2 separate regions of the Homo sapiens genome follow, and region 1 is linked to region 2. A link is a loop called in an ENCODE intact Hi-C map of the cell type or tissue named here. Cell type or tissue: CD4-positive, alpha-beta T cell. All regions are shown on one strand. Links, peaks and the distances in the headings refer to the core of each region. The heading gives the core; the rest is flanking DNA. Region 1 overlaps TRAF2 (TNF receptor associated factor 2). Region 2 holds the start of CCDC183 (coiled-coil domain containing 183).

What was found. A loop is a pair of places that touch in the nucleus more often than their neighbours do. Peaks named below come from ENCODE experiments on the same cell type or tissue, not always from the same donor. Only the 100,000 strongest peaks of a DNase experiment are listed, where the experiment ranks them.
Region 1: a loop joins it to region 2, with 1.9 times the contacts of the local background. A loop is called at or near these places in 2 of 110 quality-filtered maps.

Annotation. Positions count from the first base shown.
Region 1 is chr9:136,900,455-136,905,454 of GRCh38, forward strand. TRAF2 (TNF receptor associated factor 2) reads left to right here. Exons shown (of 11, transcript NM_021138.4): 4 at 1-66. Among named protein-coding and RNA genes, the nearest start is that of MIR4479, 16 kb to the left of the region's middle. RefSeq lists enhancers at 1,329-1,648, 1,879-2,338. In CD4-positive, alpha-beta T cell, for the core only: no CTCF peak of the experiment used is centred there; DNase peaks (open chromatin) are centred at 1,457, 2,187 and 2,647; H3K4me3 peaks cover 1,496 bases; H3K27ac peaks cover 3,918 bases.
Region 2 is chr9:136,792,784-136,803,523 of GRCh38, forward strand. CCDC183 (coiled-coil domain containing 183) reads left to right here and starts at 3,555. Exons shown (of 14, transcript NM_001039374.5): 1 at 3,555-3,684; 2 at 6,319-6,440; 3 at 6,930-7,007; 4 at 7,219-7,386; 5 at 7,606-7,710; 6 at 9,881-10,003. The coding sequence starts at 3,615. TMEM141 (transmembrane protein 141) reads left to right here. Exons shown (of 5, transcript NM_032928.4): 5 at 36-534. The coding sequence ends at 49. RefSeq lists enhancers at 2,976-3,477, 6,758-7,461, 8,146-8,673 and silencers at 4,194-4,488, 7,198-7,374, 7,383-7,542, 7,553-7,762. In CD4-positive, alpha-beta T cell, for the core only: no CTCF peak of the experiment used is centred there; DNase peaks (open chromatin) are centred at 6,418, 7,458, 8,048 and 8,518; H3K4me3 peaks cover 1,653 bases; H3K27me3 peaks cover 310 bases.

The sequences.
Region 1 (5,000 bases), core at 1-5,000, 100 kb after region 2:
GAGAGCCTGCCGGCCGTCTGTCCCAGTGATGGATGCACCTGGAAGGGGACCCTGAAAGAATACGAGGTAAAGATGCCTGCGTGTGGCATGGTGACAGAAGCTCCAGCAGTCGGGAGTCGTCCACGCTCCCCAAGCAGTTATGACCTTGTCCTGCACGTTCCTCTCACTGGGGCTGAAGCCTGTCTGATGTCTGTGGAGGAAGAGACGGAGCTGCTCCTTAGAGTATGTCCATTTAGAAACTCAAGTAGTGCAGAGCACAGACCTGCACCATGGAGCTTGGGCTGTGTGACCTCGGGCGAGGTATTTACCCTCTCTGTGCCTCAGGTTTCTTGTCTGTCGATGGGGGTGCAGGATCCCACCATCGTGGGGTGGCTGTGAGGGTTGGAGGTGCCTGTGTGAGCCCTGGGAATGCCATGGTTATCTGAGCAGTAGCATTTCCTGGGAATGAAGGGGAGATCGCTGTGCACCAGGACCTGCAGCTTTCAAGTTTGGTGGGGGTTTTTGTTGTGTCTCTTGTATCCACAAAGGATTGCTTATTTTGAATTGTGTTGACACTGGAAATTGCAGAAATAATGGACACACTTGTCCTGTGGTCACAGCAACATAGGCAGTGGCCCGCACTTCACTTGGCTGTGGTTTGTCCCTGTGTGCTGGGCGAGCCGTGCACGCCTTCCTGCACTGGGGATTTCAGTGTGATTCTCACGTCACCTTTTAGGCATTTGGAAACTTCACCTGTAGTGTAGAGGCCAGGAGGTGCCGAGAGAGCTCGTCGAGGCCACTACAGCTCGCCAAGTTATGCAGTCTTCCTTCTTGTAATGAATGCCCTTTAAGAGGTTTCTCTCTGGGATCCTTGTACAGGATTCCTGGAGTAACACTGTCCACAGAGCCCAAAGGTAGAGGCAGCCCAGTGTCTGCGGATGAATGGATAAACACGGGAAGTGTGATCTGTGCACACAGTGGGATATGATTCAGCCTTAAAAAGGAAGGCGATTCGGACACACACACCCCAGGGATGAACTCTGAGGACAGTGTGCTGAGTGACATGAGCCAGTTACCAAAGGACAGATCCTCTGTGATTCCACTTAGGGGCCACCCTTAGAGTCATCAGATCCATGGGTACAGGAAGTAGAATGGAGGAGACAGGGGTCATTGTTCAGTGAGTACCGAGTCATACATTGGAATGAGGCAGTACCTTGATGCCATCCAATCCAGCCCCAGGTTGGTGAGGCTGTGAGGGCTGTTTGCTCAGAATCCTGGCTTTCTGCACTTAGGGGAGCTTCCTGCCCGGGCCAGAGCTGGGATCTCCTGCTCAGCCGGACCCTGGGGTGTTACCGGCTGGGTTGGAATTGGACCTGCATTACTGTGTGTTTCTCCTCTCCTGCTCCCCGCCCTGTGAGCCTGGCCACGCCTCCCTCTTCTCCTCGCCCACTCCCCACCCTGTGAGCCTGGCCACACCTCCCACGATCTTTTGACAGACTCTGCTTTGTGGTCTTTGGGCTCCAAGTTTCGTTTTTTCAGAAGAACTGCCCCAGCTGTGTCTGGGGTGAACAAGATGTGCTTTCCTCCCTAGCACGGGGATTGCGTCCTGGACACGGAGCGGTAGCTCCAGGGCACTGCCCTAGAGTGAGACTCCTACCTCTGTGGGCAGAGATGCCAGACCGCCCTCAGCCACGACGTGCGATGCAAAGCTTTCTAGGCTCCTGTGTGGCTCTGCCGCACAAACGGCTGTGGCGCATGGCATTGTACCCCCCACTCCCTGCTCCTTGAAAGAGATGCAGCTTGGTCATTGCCCAGTGCTGTCTGCAAGGGAGATGGCTCCCTGGGGAGGTGGCCCAGGGTCAGGGTCTCCCTGGGAGGGTTGGGGTACCAGCTGGCTGCAGGGAGTAGGGGTGCTATGCGCCATGCCACCCTTTGAGAGGACTGAGGAGTGTCTGGGGGACAGGTGGGATAATAGTTTCCAGCTCTGCACTGGACCCTGAGTCCTCTGGGGTCTCTGCCACCTCCAGGCTCATGGGATGCCACATTGACAATTATGAGGGCCTCCGGCTGAGGGCCAAGGACTATAGCCAGCCCCTGGCCTGGGGCGCCACGCGGTCCTGCAGGCACGCAGGGTGGAAAGTCCCTGGCTGCACCTTTGAGAGCTCTGGAAAGTCCCTGAGAGGAGCCGGGTTTGGTCATGTGGGAGGGGCGGGCACTGCTCTGGAATAACTTGGCTGTGGCCTTTGATTTTGTTGATAAAACCTCTCACTGGCTGTAAATGTCACACATGGGGACGGAAATCAACCCGTCTATACAGTTGGGAGCCGCTCTGCCCCTCGGAGCCGCCTCTCTTTGCTCTCCGGGTGCTCGGAGTGTGCTGCTAGTTGGGGCCTTATTGTAAACACAGTACGGAGGCTAAGGCTGCCTTTCCTCCTTGATGGTCGGAACTTTATTGGAAAAGGGGAAAATCCTGCTTAGCTTTTGAATGTTTGTCCTTTGCAATGATGCCTTTCTAGGAACTGAATGATTTTATTTATTTATTTTTATTTTTTTGAGACGGTCTTGCTCTGTTGTCCAGGCTAGAGTGCAGTGGCGTGACCTCGGCTCACTGCAGCCTCCACCTCCCAGGTTCAAGTGATTCTTCTGCCTCAGCCTACAGGCGCCTGCCACCACATCCGGCTAATTTTTTATATTTCTAGTAGAGATGGGGTTTTACCACGTTGGCCAGGCTGGTCTTGAACTCCTTACCTCAAGTGATCCATCCACCTTGGCCTCCCAAAGTGCTGAGATTCCTGGCATAAGCCACTGCACCTGGCCAAATCGAATAATTTTAAAACTTTAGGTAAATGTTGATGGAGTGCTTGCTGAGTGCCAATAGCAGAACTGAATTCCCCAGTGGGCCCCTGAGCTACTCGTTCTGGCAGCTGGATGCGGGGGTGCGGGGAGACTTTCCAGAGAGGACATAGGCTGGCTGCACGAGCAGCGGAAAGGCCAGGAAAAGCCAAGTATGCTCGGCCTCATGGACATTCTAGTGACATTCAGAGGGATGACGACTGTATTTGCGTCAAATGTGTAGTTTGAATTCTGGCTGAATAAATATTGATTTTTTTTTTTTTAAACTGTGTCTGCTGTGGGTGGGGAGAAGACTGAGACAGATGGTGCTGGTGTAGATGTATCTGCTGCAGGACAACCCTGGTCCCACTGGAGATTTCAAGTACCGAGTGCCAAGAGAAAGGTTTTTTTTGTTTGTTTGTTTGTTGTTTTTTGCGATGGAGTCTCACTCTGTCACCCAGACTGGAGTGCAGTGGTGCGATCTCGGCTCACTGCAAGCTCCGCCTCCCGGGTTCACACCATTCTTCCTGCCTCAGCCTCCTGAGTAGCTGGGACTACAGGCGCCCCCACCACTCCCGGCTAATTTTTTTGTATTTTTAGTAGAGATGGGGTTTCACCATGTTAGCCAGGATGGTCTCGATCTCCTGACCTCGTGATCCGCCTGCCTCGGCCTCCCAAAGTGCTGGGATTACAGGCGTGAGCCACCGCGCCCAGCCAAGAAAGATTTTATTTTTGACATTTCGAGCATGCAGCGCATCTGAGCAGTGAGGCTGAGAGTAGAGGTGTGCCGCTGCCCCACAGGCCTACATGCTGCCCCGCAGCACCTGCCAGCCTTCGCCAGCCTACTTTCAGCCCTTCAACCCCCCACACACATTTTTTTCTTTTCTGGCTTATTTTAAAGCAAATGAAGATGTCATATCATTTCACCTATGAGCATTTTATTACTATTATTTTTAGAAATAGAGTCTCGCTCTGTTGCCTAGGCTAGCGTGTAGTGGTGGGATCATAGCTCACTGCAGCCTCAAACTCCTGGGCTCAAGTGATCCTCCCACCTTGGTCTCCTAAAGTGCTGGGATTACAGGTGGGAACCCACTGTGCCCGGCCATTTTACTATGTTTTAAAGAACAGTCTTTTTTATTTTTATTTTTTTATTTATTTGAGATGGAGTCTCACTCTGTCGCCCAGGCTGGAGTGCAGTGGCACGATCCCGGCTCACTGCAAGCTCCACCTCCCACGTTCACGCCATTCTTCTGCCTCAGCCTCCCGAGTAGCTAGGACTACAGGCGCTCACCACCACTCTCGGCTAATTTTTTTTGTATTTTTAGTAGAGACGGGGTTTCACTGTGTTAGCCAGGATGGTCTCAATCTCCTGAGCTCGTGATCCACCCGCCTCGGCCTCCCAAAGTGCTGGGATTACAAGGCGTTAGCCACCGCGCCTGGCCTAAAGAACAGTCTTTTAATTAAATCTAAGAACATTGACTATTTGTGCTTTCGTTTTTAGGTTTCATAAGCCAGAATAGTTGCTGAGGCTCCTCTTTGATTCAGCTTGATGGTGGCTTGTTACACACTAGTGTGGCCGAGGGCTGGGTCCTGTCCCGTCAGTGGGTAGCAGAGTGCAAGGCGCTGTTGGGTTCAGGGAGTTGGTTCCTTTAGCAGGCTTAGCTTGGGCCAGTGCCGCTGGAGGTCTTGGAGGGCTGGGCCCATGTTCCCTGGGGCGCCTCTAAGGAGTAGTTGCTGTGCCTGTGTGAAGGTTTGGGAGGAACACTCCCTGGGGAGGTTGAATGGAAGCCAGCCCAAGTGCCTGTGCTGTCCAGAGCAGGGTCTCCCCTCTTGGGGGAAGTAGCATTAACCTTTCCTGAGTCACTTGGGGCTCCTGAGCTGTAGCCAGCTCTCTATGGAGCTGCTGACCCCCACTCCCCACCCCATGAAGGGCCCCGCAGCCAGGTCCTCTGCTGCCCTGGCCTCTCAGGAACCTTCCTCTCAGCACATTGTCCTCCTCTCTCCGGGTTGTGCCCATCGGTACAGAATATGCTCTAGTCTCTCCTGTCTCAAAACTTAGTGTTGTGCTCAGTGAGCTAAGCTAGGCACAAGAAGATAAAGACTGCGTGAATTCACTGACAGAGTCCCCGGAGTGGTCAAATTGAGAGCCAATAGATGGTGCTGGGGGCTGGAGCAGGGGAATGGGGAGT
Region 2 (10,740 bases), core at 5,496-10,495:
TGTGGTTCGAGCTTGTCTCTCTTTGCCTTTTACAGATCAGAGAAGCTAGGAGAGCTCCAGCAGGGGCACAGAGGATTGGGGGCAGGAGGAGTCTGGAACACAGCCTTCATGCCCCCTGACCCCAGGCCGACCCTCCCCACACCCTAGGGTACCCCAGTCGTATCCTCTGTCCGCATGTGTGGCCAGGCCTGACAAACACCTGCAGATGGCTGCTGCCCCAACCTGGGACCTGCCCAGGAGGTTGGAGCAGAAAGGGCTCTCCCTGGGGTGGTGTTTCTCCTCTAGGGTATTGGGATGCATGTTCTGCACTGCCAGCAGAGAGGGTGTGTCTGGGGGCCACCACCTATGGGACACGGGGTCGAAGGGGCCTGTACACTCTGTCATTTCCTTTCTAGCCCCTGCATCTCCAACAAGTCCAAGGTGACAGCTGGTGCTAGGGGCGTGGGGTTAATAAATGGCTTATCCTTCTCTCCACCCAAGTTTCCACCTGACCAGGTGAAAAACAAATCAGAAGGGTAAGATGATGACAGGTCACATGAAACCTTTATTACCCTACAGTTGATATATGAGGATCACATGCAAGTTACATACTGAGGATGTACAGGGAAGTTCCCAGCGCTGAACCCCAGAATTAGACGTTCGCATCAGCCCCGTAGGCCACGTGACACCACCACAGCCTCTCTGTATGGGGGTCTGCCTCTGTAGCACTTGGCATGTAGGGGCAGAGCAAAAGGGGCCAGGCTGGCCAGAGCCTGGCTGCTGGGAGAGGAGGGACTTGTGGGCCACGCCCACCTGCCTATCATTCCCCACTCATCTATTAGCCAAAGTCACTCCCCAGAGGCAGAGCTAGCCCGTTGTAGCCGTGTCTGTGTGGAGGGAAAGCTTCTGAGTGGGCAAGCCTACACACAGCCCCGAGCCCCAAGAGGAGGAAGAGGTGGAGACCAGACGGAACCTCCACAAGTCCATCATGGTTACAGCTGGCTTCCCCGCAGCACCGAAGACCCACAGCATGGGCCCTGCTGCCCCCGACCCAGCTCAGCTGCCACGCCTCACCTTGCCAGGCACTGGAAAGAAAGTTTATTGAGTACCTACTGGGCCTTCAGAGTGACAGGAAGCTCAAGTTGACAGTGGCTTCAGCAAGATGGAGCTTTATTTTTCTGTTTTTTGTGGTGTTGTCGTCGTTGTTTGGAGACAGAGTCTCGCTCTGTCACCCAGGCTGGAGGGCAATGGCGTGATGTCGGCTCACTGCAACTTCCACCTCACCAGTTCAAGCCATTCTCCTGCCTCAGCCTCCCAAGTAGCTGGGATTATAGGCACCCACCACCACGCCTGGCTAATATTTATTTATTTATTTATTTTGAGATGGAGTTTCACTCTTGTTGCCCAGGCTGGAGTGCAGTGGTGCAGTCTCAGCTCGCCACAACCTCTGCTGCCCGGGTTCAAGCGATTCTCCTGCCTCAGCCTCCCGAGTAGCTGGGATTACAGGTATGCGCCACCATGCCCAGCTAATTCTGTATTTTTAGTAGAGACGGGGTTTCACTATGTTGGCCAGGCTGGTCTCAAACTCCTGACCTCATGTGATCTGCCCACCTCGGCCTCCCAAAGTGCTGGGATTATAGGCGTGAGCCGCTGGGCACCGCGCCGGGCTGAGCTTTATTTTTCTTTCATGTAAAAGTCCAAGTGAGTGGTCCAGGGTTGACAGGGAATCGGGGACCAGGCTCCTTTCAGTCTGCTCCCTGCTGTAATGGTCTCTGTTCCCAAATCTGCCTCATGGCCCCAGGCGGCTGCACCAGCTTCGGCCATTGTGTCTTTATCTCATTTAAGAGGCAGGAGAGAGGGCAGCTTGCCTGCCACTGCTGCTCTCACTCTGTTGGCCTGAACGAAGTCATCAGGCACATCCAGTGCCAGGATGCTCAGGAAGGCAGAGTTGCTCTGGGCAGCCATGCGCCCACTAAAATTCAGGTGTTTTATATCTGAGGAAGAAGGACAGCAGGTAGGCTCTGCCTCAGCTAGATTCCAAGCCTGGCCCCCAAGAACGAGGGGGAGGTAAGCAGACCACACCCTTAGCAGGACATCCCAGCACCCTGAGGGTGAGGCCTGGGTGGGAGGGAGAGAAGGGAGAACCTGGAGTTTGCCTGGACTGGCTTTCCAAAAACAGTGACCAGAAAGGGAAGGGATCTATGTGACAGCACATGGGCAAAGGCCATTGTCGGGCTGGCTTGGGTCCCCCCAAATTTCTGTCCCCCAGGACCTCTGCATGTCTCTGTATTTGAAGACAGGGGCTTTCCAGAGGTCATTAAGGTAAAATGAGGTCATTGGGGTGTCCTCATAAGAAGAGGAAATTAGGACACAGACACACAGAGGGACGGCCACGTGAGGACACAGAGAAGACAGCATCTGCAAGCCAAGGAGAGGGGCCTCAGGAGACACCAGCCCTGCTGACCCGTGATCTCAGCCCCCAGCCTCCAGGCTGCTGTTCACATCCCCCAGTCGGTGGCGCCTTGTTTTTTTGTTTTTTTGTTTTTTGTTTTTTTGAGATGGAGTCTTACTCTGTCACGCAGGCTGGAGTGCAGTGACGCGATCTCAGCTCACTGCAACCTCCACCTCCTGGATTCAAGCAATTCTCCTGCCTCGGCTTCCCAAGTAGCTGGGACAGGCGCCCACCACCACACTGGGCTAATTTTTGTATTTTTAGTAGAAACGGGGTTTCACCATGTTGACCAGACTGGTCTTGAACTCCTGACCTCAGGTGACCCACCCACCTCAGCCTCCCAAAGTGCTGGGATTACAGGCGTGAGCCTCCACACCTGGCCAGTGGCACCTTGTTATGGCCGCCTGAGCCTACTAAGGCAAGGCTGGGAAAAAGTACCCCATCTCGTGTGTACCCCATCTCGTGCATACCCCACAGAGTTCCAGGCTGCCTGGTGCTCCAGGTACTCCCCTCTAAGGGAAGGGTGGAGGGGGTGCAGAGATGGAGAACATACCCTTTCTGGAGTGACACATGAACCCAAGACCCAGTAATTCCCAAAGGAAAGTGGGGGTGAAGCAGGGTGGGCTCCAGACAGCACAGAGAGGTCAGGGACAGAAGTCAGAAGAGATAAGGTGGGGGTGTCCCAAGAGCCAGGTTACCCAGTGCATGGAGTTTGGACTTGGGGCTGGGGGTGGGGGGTGCAGAGGGAGGTCCCGTAAGGCAGTATCAGAATAGTATCAGAATCGTTTTAGGAGGCTCGGCCTGCTGCTTTGTGGAGGATGGCTTGGGGCATGGGAGGGGCCAGGGAGGGAACCCAGTGCAGGTGTGAGCTGCCGGTGCTGCAGACCCATCACAAACCTCCCCCTCAAAGAAAGCACATCCGCCCGGCAGAGCTCCTAAGCCTCGAGCAGCTGCCAGGAGACTCATTTCAATTAGGACACATGTCTGGAGGCCACCCCAAGGTGGCTGGGGGCAGAGTGAGGCAGGAGGCCCTGCAATTCCAGGGTTGCCCAGGCACTGAGAATCCTGGCTCTCATCATAATGGGCTGAGGTTCTGGGGACAATCTGAGTGGCGGCTCTGAGCAAGCTGAGCCCAGGGAGGCTTTGAGGTACACAGGGTCCCTTGGGGGGCCTGAGAGCAGCCATGAGGAGGCACAGTGAGACAGATGTGGAAGAGCAGACCCAGGAGCTGAAGACCATCACTCAGCTCCAGGGTGAGCCTGCACCGCCGTGACCAGTCTCCCTTTCCCGTCTGGGGGTTTCTGGGTGCACAACTTTTTGTGGGGAAAAGAGAGATCAGATTGTTACTGTCTATGTAGAAAAGGAAGACATAAGAAACTCCATTTTGATCTGTACTAAGAAAAATTGTTTCTGCTTTGAGATGCTATTAACCTGTAACTTTAGCCCCAACTCTGTGCTCACAGAAACATGTGCTGTATTGAATCAAAGATTAATGCATTTAGGGCCGTGCAGGATGTGCTTTGTTAACAATGTGTTTGCAGGCAGTATGCTTGGTAAAAGTCATCCCCATCCTCCATTCTTGATTAACCAGGGACACAGTGCACTGCAGAAAGCCGCAGGGACCTCTGCCCAGGAAAGCCTGGGAATTGTCCAAGGTTTCCCCCCACTGAGACAGCCTGAGATATGGCCTCGTGGGAAAGGAAAGATCTTACCATCCCCCAGCCCGACACCAGTAAAGGGTCTGTGCTGAGGAGTAGTGAAAGAGGGAGGCCTCTTTGCAGTTGAGATAAGAGGAAGGCATCTGTCTCCTGCTCGTCCCTGGGAATGGAATGTCTCAGTGTAAAGCCGACCATTCCCATTCGTTCTATTCTAAGATAGGAGAAAACCGCTCTGTGGCTAGAGGCAAGATATGCTGGCAGCAATACTGCTCTGTTACTCTTTGCTACACTGAGATGTTTGTGTAACGTGAAACAAATCTGGCCTACGTGCACATCTGGGCATAGTACCTTTCCTTGAACTTATTCATGATAAAGATTCCTTTGCTCACATGTTTCCCTGCTGACGTTCTCACCACCTGTTGCCCTGCTACACTCCCCTCACCAAGATAGTAAAAATAATGATCAGTAAATACTGAGGGAACTCAGAGACCAGGGCTGGTGCAGGTCCTCGCATGCTGAGTGTGCCAGTCCCCTGGGCCCACTGTTCTTTCTCTATACTTTGTGTCTTTTTTTTTTTTTTTTATGAGATGGAGTCTTGCTCTGTTGCCCAGACGGCAGTGCAGTGGCGCGATCTCGGCTCACTGCAAGCTCCACCTCCTGGGTTCACGTCATTCTCCTGCCTCAGCCTCCCAAGTAGCTGGGACTACAGGCACCCACCACCATGCCCGGCTAATTTTTTGTATTTTTAGTAGAGATGCGGTTTCACCGTGTTAGCCAGGATGGTCTCGATCACCTGACCTCGTGATCTGCCCGCATCAGCCTCCCAAAGTGCTGGGATTACAGGCGTGAGCCACCATGCCCAGCCTCTGTGTCTTATTTCTTTTCTCAGTCTTCATCCCACCTGACGAGAAATACCCGCAGGTGTGGAGGGGCAGGCCCCCTTCACTTTTAGGGGATGTTTGTTTGGAGACAGAGTCTCGCTCTGTCACGCAGGCTCGAGTGCAGTGGCATGATCTCGGCTCACTGCAACCTCCACCTCCCGGGTTCGAGCGATTCTCCTGGCTCAGCCTCTTGATTAGTTGGGACATCAGGTGTACGCCACCACACTCAGCTAATTTTCGTATTTGTATTTTTATTTATTTATTTATTTTGAGACGCAGTCTCGCTCTGTCACCCAGGCTGGAGTGCAATGGTGCAATCTCAGCACACTGCAACCTCCACCTCCCGGGTTCAAGTGATTCTCCTGCCTCAGCCTCCCGAGTAGCTGGGATTACAGGTGCCCACCACCACGCCCAGCTAATTTTTGTATTTTTAGTAGAGACGGGGTTTACCCATCTTGGCCAGGCTGGTCTCAAACTCCTGACCTCAGGTGATCCATCCGCCTCGGCCTCCCAAAGTGCTGGGATTACAGGCATGAGCCACCGGCGCCTAGCTTATTTATTTTTTTGAGACAGAGTCTCATTCTGTCGTCCAGGTGGAGTGCAGTGGTGCAATCTCAGCTCACTGCAACCTCCACCTCCTGGGTTCAAACAATTCTGCCTCAGCCTCCTGAGTAGCTGGGACTACAGGCACACACCACCACACCCAGCTAGTTTTGTATTTTTAGTAGAGATGGGGTTTCACCATGTTGGCCAGGCTGGTCTCGAACTCCTGACCACAGGTGATCCGCCCACTTCGGCCTCCCAAAGTGCTGGGATTACAGGTGTGAGCCACCGCTCCTGGCCTAGGACTTTTAGTTTTAATACAGGGACAATCCAGGACATGGAGGGGAAAACAGACCCCCCTACTGCCCACTCCCTGACAGAGCTGGGAGAAGGGATCAAAGGGACCTGCATGGAGGGACTAAATCAGAGAGAGGGGCTTCAAGGAGACGTGAGCATAAGAGCAACACGGGCCCCAAAGCCAGAATGGACAGGAAAACACCCACCTGCTTCCATGGGCAGCAAATCTGGACGGGACCACAGGACCCTGCCATCCCTCTCCTTTGCCTCACCCTCCCCACCTGTCCACCTCCCCGCACCTGTCCACTGAGAGCCCTTCAGACAGCTGCTGCTGGGCAGTGGAGCGGTGTCCCCCAGGACAGGGCGGGAGGAGGGATCTTGGCCATGGAGGGGGCATCCCCCTGGACCCTGGGGCCTGGGGCCTCCCTGATGCAAGCCTCCCCCAGGGGATTCCAGGCCAGGCCCTTGGCCCAATCCTAGCCACTGTGTCCCCTCCACCTGCCCACAGAGCAGTGTCGGGCACTCCAGATCCAAGGGGTGAAAGAGAATATGGACCAGAACAAGGCCACGCTGGCCCTCCTGCGCAGCAACATCCGCCGCGGGGCCCAGGACTGGGCTTTGGCCAAGAAGGTACACAAACGCCGCCCCTCCCCTCTGCCTGGCGAGCAGGGCAGGAGCTGAGTACACACACACTCGGAGGGCGGGCACCTCCTCTCCACCCCCACCCCAATCTTTCTGGATCCAGGGGGCATGTGAGGAGGGGCTCTGCTAGGACCTGTGCCCTGGGCTCCAGTCACCCCAGCATCCGGTGGGCAGGTTTCCCACCACCCAACCCGAGGGCTTGGCATCTGTGAGCCCACATCCTGCAGCAGGGGCCCCCTCTGGCTCTCCGGCCAGCTAGGGGACACCCAGGCCCTCCTCTGCATACCCCCCTACCACGTCGCCTCCGAACTTGGATGGCCAGGATGGGGTCCCGCGGCTCTCTGCTCCTCGTGGAAGCAGGGATCTCGCTACTGGGCTAGCGTGGGATACAAGAGGCCCTGGGGAGAATGCCTGGAGGAGCCAGCGGCTGCGGGTGCGCAAAGGGCCCGCTCTAGCTCAGCCGCCGCCGCTCCGCAGTATGACCAGTGGACCATCTCCAAGGCCTGCGGGAAAAACTTGCCTTTGCGACTGGCGCACTGCCGCAGCACCATGGAGGTAACCAGGCAGGAGGGGCCTCGAGACCCAACCCTCCCCACCCCTGCCAGCACCCCCCCACTAGATGTTGCGGAGCCGACGAGGGACGGAGCAGGTGCCCAGCCCCAGGTTCCCTGTGGGGTTGCCACGAGCCTCCACCCGCCCGCCTGCTGGCGGGCTCCATGGCGGCCCCCTACGCAACCACGAGTGGGCGGTGCCCTTCCCGACCCAGGTGGTGCGGGAGAAGCTGCGCAAGTACGTCTTCGACCGCGTGAACATGCACAACCTACTGATCCACCTGGTGCGGCGGCGCGGGCAGAAGCTGGAGAGCATGCAGCTGGAGCTGGACAGCCTGCGGAGCCAGCCCGACGCCAGCAAGGAGGAGCTGCGGCTGCTGCAGGTGGAGAGGCGGGGCTGGGAGGGCGGGGCGGAGTCCACTGGGGCAAGACTCACGGGAGGGGCGGGGCCACCGGGGGGCGGGACTTGCGGGTCCCCTGGGGAGGGCTCACGGGAGGGGCGGGGCTAAGAGAGCACGACCCTCTCCGGAGAAAACCCAGCCCCGACACCCTCCGGGCGGCCGGTCCCCACGCCCTCTCACTGCGCCCTCGGTCCGCCCCAGATCATCCGCCAGCTGGAGAACAACATCGAGAAGACAATGATCAAGATCATCACCAGCCAGAACATCCACCTGCTGTATTTGGACCTGCTGGATTATCTGAAGACAGTGAGCCCAGCGGCCCGGGAAGGGCGGGGGTCAGGGGCTGGGATCTGGGAGGGGCGGGAGCGTCCTGGGGCGGAGCCGCCCCGCACCCGCCAGGGAGAGGGAGCTCTGCCTGACCACCGGCTACGCAGGACGCCGAGGCATGTGGAAAACGTTTTTTTAAACTTCATTTTTGGCTATTCCAAAAAAGCATATCGTGGGGTATATCAGAATTCTTCGGACTTTCTTGCACGTATTAAATGATTTGGTATTGTTTGTATCTTGCCTGTCATTTTCTCATTGCCTGGGCCTCTGAGAGTCAGACAGGTCCTGCACCCTCAGAAAGTCCTTGCACCTTTGAGGGTCCGCTGGGCCTGTAAGCAGGGCTTGCTGCCGTCCCAGCCAGCCCACCCGCCCTGCTCCCTGCAGACGAGGCCAAAGGCAGCCAGCAGTCCGATTGTGAGGGAAGACCCCCTTCATGGGAGGCTGAGCACCGCCCCTCGGGCTGCCACAAAGCAGAACCTACTCCAGATGGGCTGTAGATAGGGAGAGCACAGGAGGTGCTAAGAGGAGCAACCTGTGGATGGGGCGGGGAGCCAGCTGGAAACACCCTCACCCTAAGACTGGGCAAAGGGGAGCTCTGGAGAGCCATGCTTCGGGAAGGTGACAGCATGGAAGTGCAGTTTAGGAGGAGTGGTGGACGGAGGCTGCATCGCAGCTCTTTTCCTGCTGTGGTCCCAGCCCAGGTGGCTCTCAGCACCGTCCTCTGCTTGTCCCTCTTGCCTTGGCCCCTGGTCCTATTGGCTCACCTGGAAGCCCTGCCCCTCTATGCTTCCTGGGCCCACCCCTCTCCCCACCCCTGTCCATGCCCCTCCTTCGCCTGGGTGCTTTCTGTTCCTCTGGTAGCGCCTTCTTCTGTTTAGAACATACACACTTAAAAAACAATTATTCCCGGCCTGGGCATGGTGGCTCATGCCTGTAATCCCAGCACTTTGGGAGGCCAAGGCAGGCGGATCACTTGAGGTCAGGAGTTCTAGACCAGCCTGGCCAACATGGTGAAACTTCATCTCTACTAAAAATACAAAAAGTAGCCTGGCATGGTGGTGCATGCCTGTAATCCCAGCTACTCGGGAGGCTGAGGCACGAGAATCACCTGAACCCAGAAGGCAGAGGTTGCTGCAAGCCGAGATCGTACCATCGCACTCCAGCCTGGGTGATAGAGTGAGATTCAGTCTCAGAACAAAGGAAAAAACAAGCAATAATTCCCATAGTCATCCATATTTTTAAAAATGAAGATTCTACACTTCTAGTTTTGTTTTTGTTTGTTTTGTTTTTTGAGATGGAGTTTCACACTGTTGCCCCAGCTGGTGTGCAGTGGTGAGATCTCGGCTCACTGCAACCTCCGCCTCCCGGGTTCAAGCGATTCTCCTGCCTCAGCCTCCCGAATAGCTAGAATTACAGGCGCCCACTACCACGCCCGGCTGATTTTTTTTGTATTTTTAGTAGAGACAGGGTTTCACTATGTTGGCCAGGCTGGTCTCTAACTCCTGACCTCATGATCTGCCTGCCTCCGGCCTCCCAGTGTTGGGATTACAGGCGTGAGCCACCGCACCTGGCCTATACTTGTAGTTACAAAAAACAAACCACTATAGCAAAGCTATCCTGAGCACGTATGTACCTGGTTCTGGGCTAAATAATTCCTTTTACACTCAATTCATCCTGATGGCAACCTTCTGAACGAGCCATCATCTTACAAATGGGGACACAGAGAGATTAAGTAACTTTCCCAATGTCACACAGCTAAACTAGCTGGTCAGAAGCTGCCTTGGCCTTGAATCCTGACTCTCTGACCCCAAGCCCATGTCTTGAGCCCCTCTGTTTCACTTCAAAGCAGAACTGTCCCCAAACCTCCCCGGGTTTCAGTCAGCCTTTTCTGCAGAGCATTTCATCACAAACTCTCTCAGTCTCTCTGGGTTGTTGGACCCTAGGTGGTGAAAGAGTCCACCAGGCCAGCACTGTCCACTCCCTGTGAAACACCTTTCATCACCGTTGTGCCCAGCGGGGAGTGGGGGAGGTGGCTGGGGCCACAGAGGAGAACCTATCACTGTTCTCAGGGCTCTTAGTCGGGGGATAAAAGCTCGGGGCAACTGCAGCCCACTCTGTAGGGGCCACAAGAGAACCCCATTCAACACAGGTGCTGGCAGGATACCCCATTGAGCTGGACAAGCTGCAGAACCTCGTGGTCAACTACTGCTCAGAGCTGTCGGATATGAAGATCATGTCCCAAGATGCCATGATGATCACGGATGAGGTCAAGGTGAGCTCAGGGCCCAGGGCTGGGGGCCCCCCAGGGCCAGCCCTCTTGGATCTTCGGATGGGGTCAAGGTGAGCTCAGGGCCCAGGGCTGGGGGCCCCCCAGGGCCAGCCCTCTTGGATCTTCGGATGGGGTCAAGGTGAGCTCAGGGCCCAGGGCCGGGGGCCCCCCAGGGCCAGCCCTCTTGGATCTTCGGATGGGGTCAAGGTGAGCTCAGGGCCCAGGGCTGGGGGCCCCCCAGGGCCAGCCCTCTTGGATCTTCGGATGGGGTCAAGGTGAGCTCAGGGCCCAGGGCCGGGGGCCCCCCAGGGCCAGCCCTCTTGGATCTTCGGATGGGGTCAAGGTGAGCTCAGGGCCCAGGGCTGGGGCCCCCCAGGGCCAGCCCTCTTGGATCTTCGGATGGGGTCAAGGTGAGCTCAGGGCCCAGGGCTGGGGGCCCCCCAGGGCCAGCCCTCTTGGATCTTCGGATGGGGTCAAGGTGAGCTCAGGGCCCAGGGCTGGGGCCCCCCAGGGCGGGCTCTCTTGTGTCTTCTGGCCAGGGTCTCTCAGGAGACCCCCATGCCCACACTGCCTACAATCCCCAGAAGGATCCAGTGGCCAGCCCGGCCAGCCTGCTCTGCTCACCCACTGGACAGAGCAGGTCCCATCCAGCACAGGAGCCATGAAGTAGAGGAGAGGGAGAGAACTGGCCGGGCCAGGGCGGGGGTCACCTATTCACCCAGTCTGTGCCAAGGTCCCTG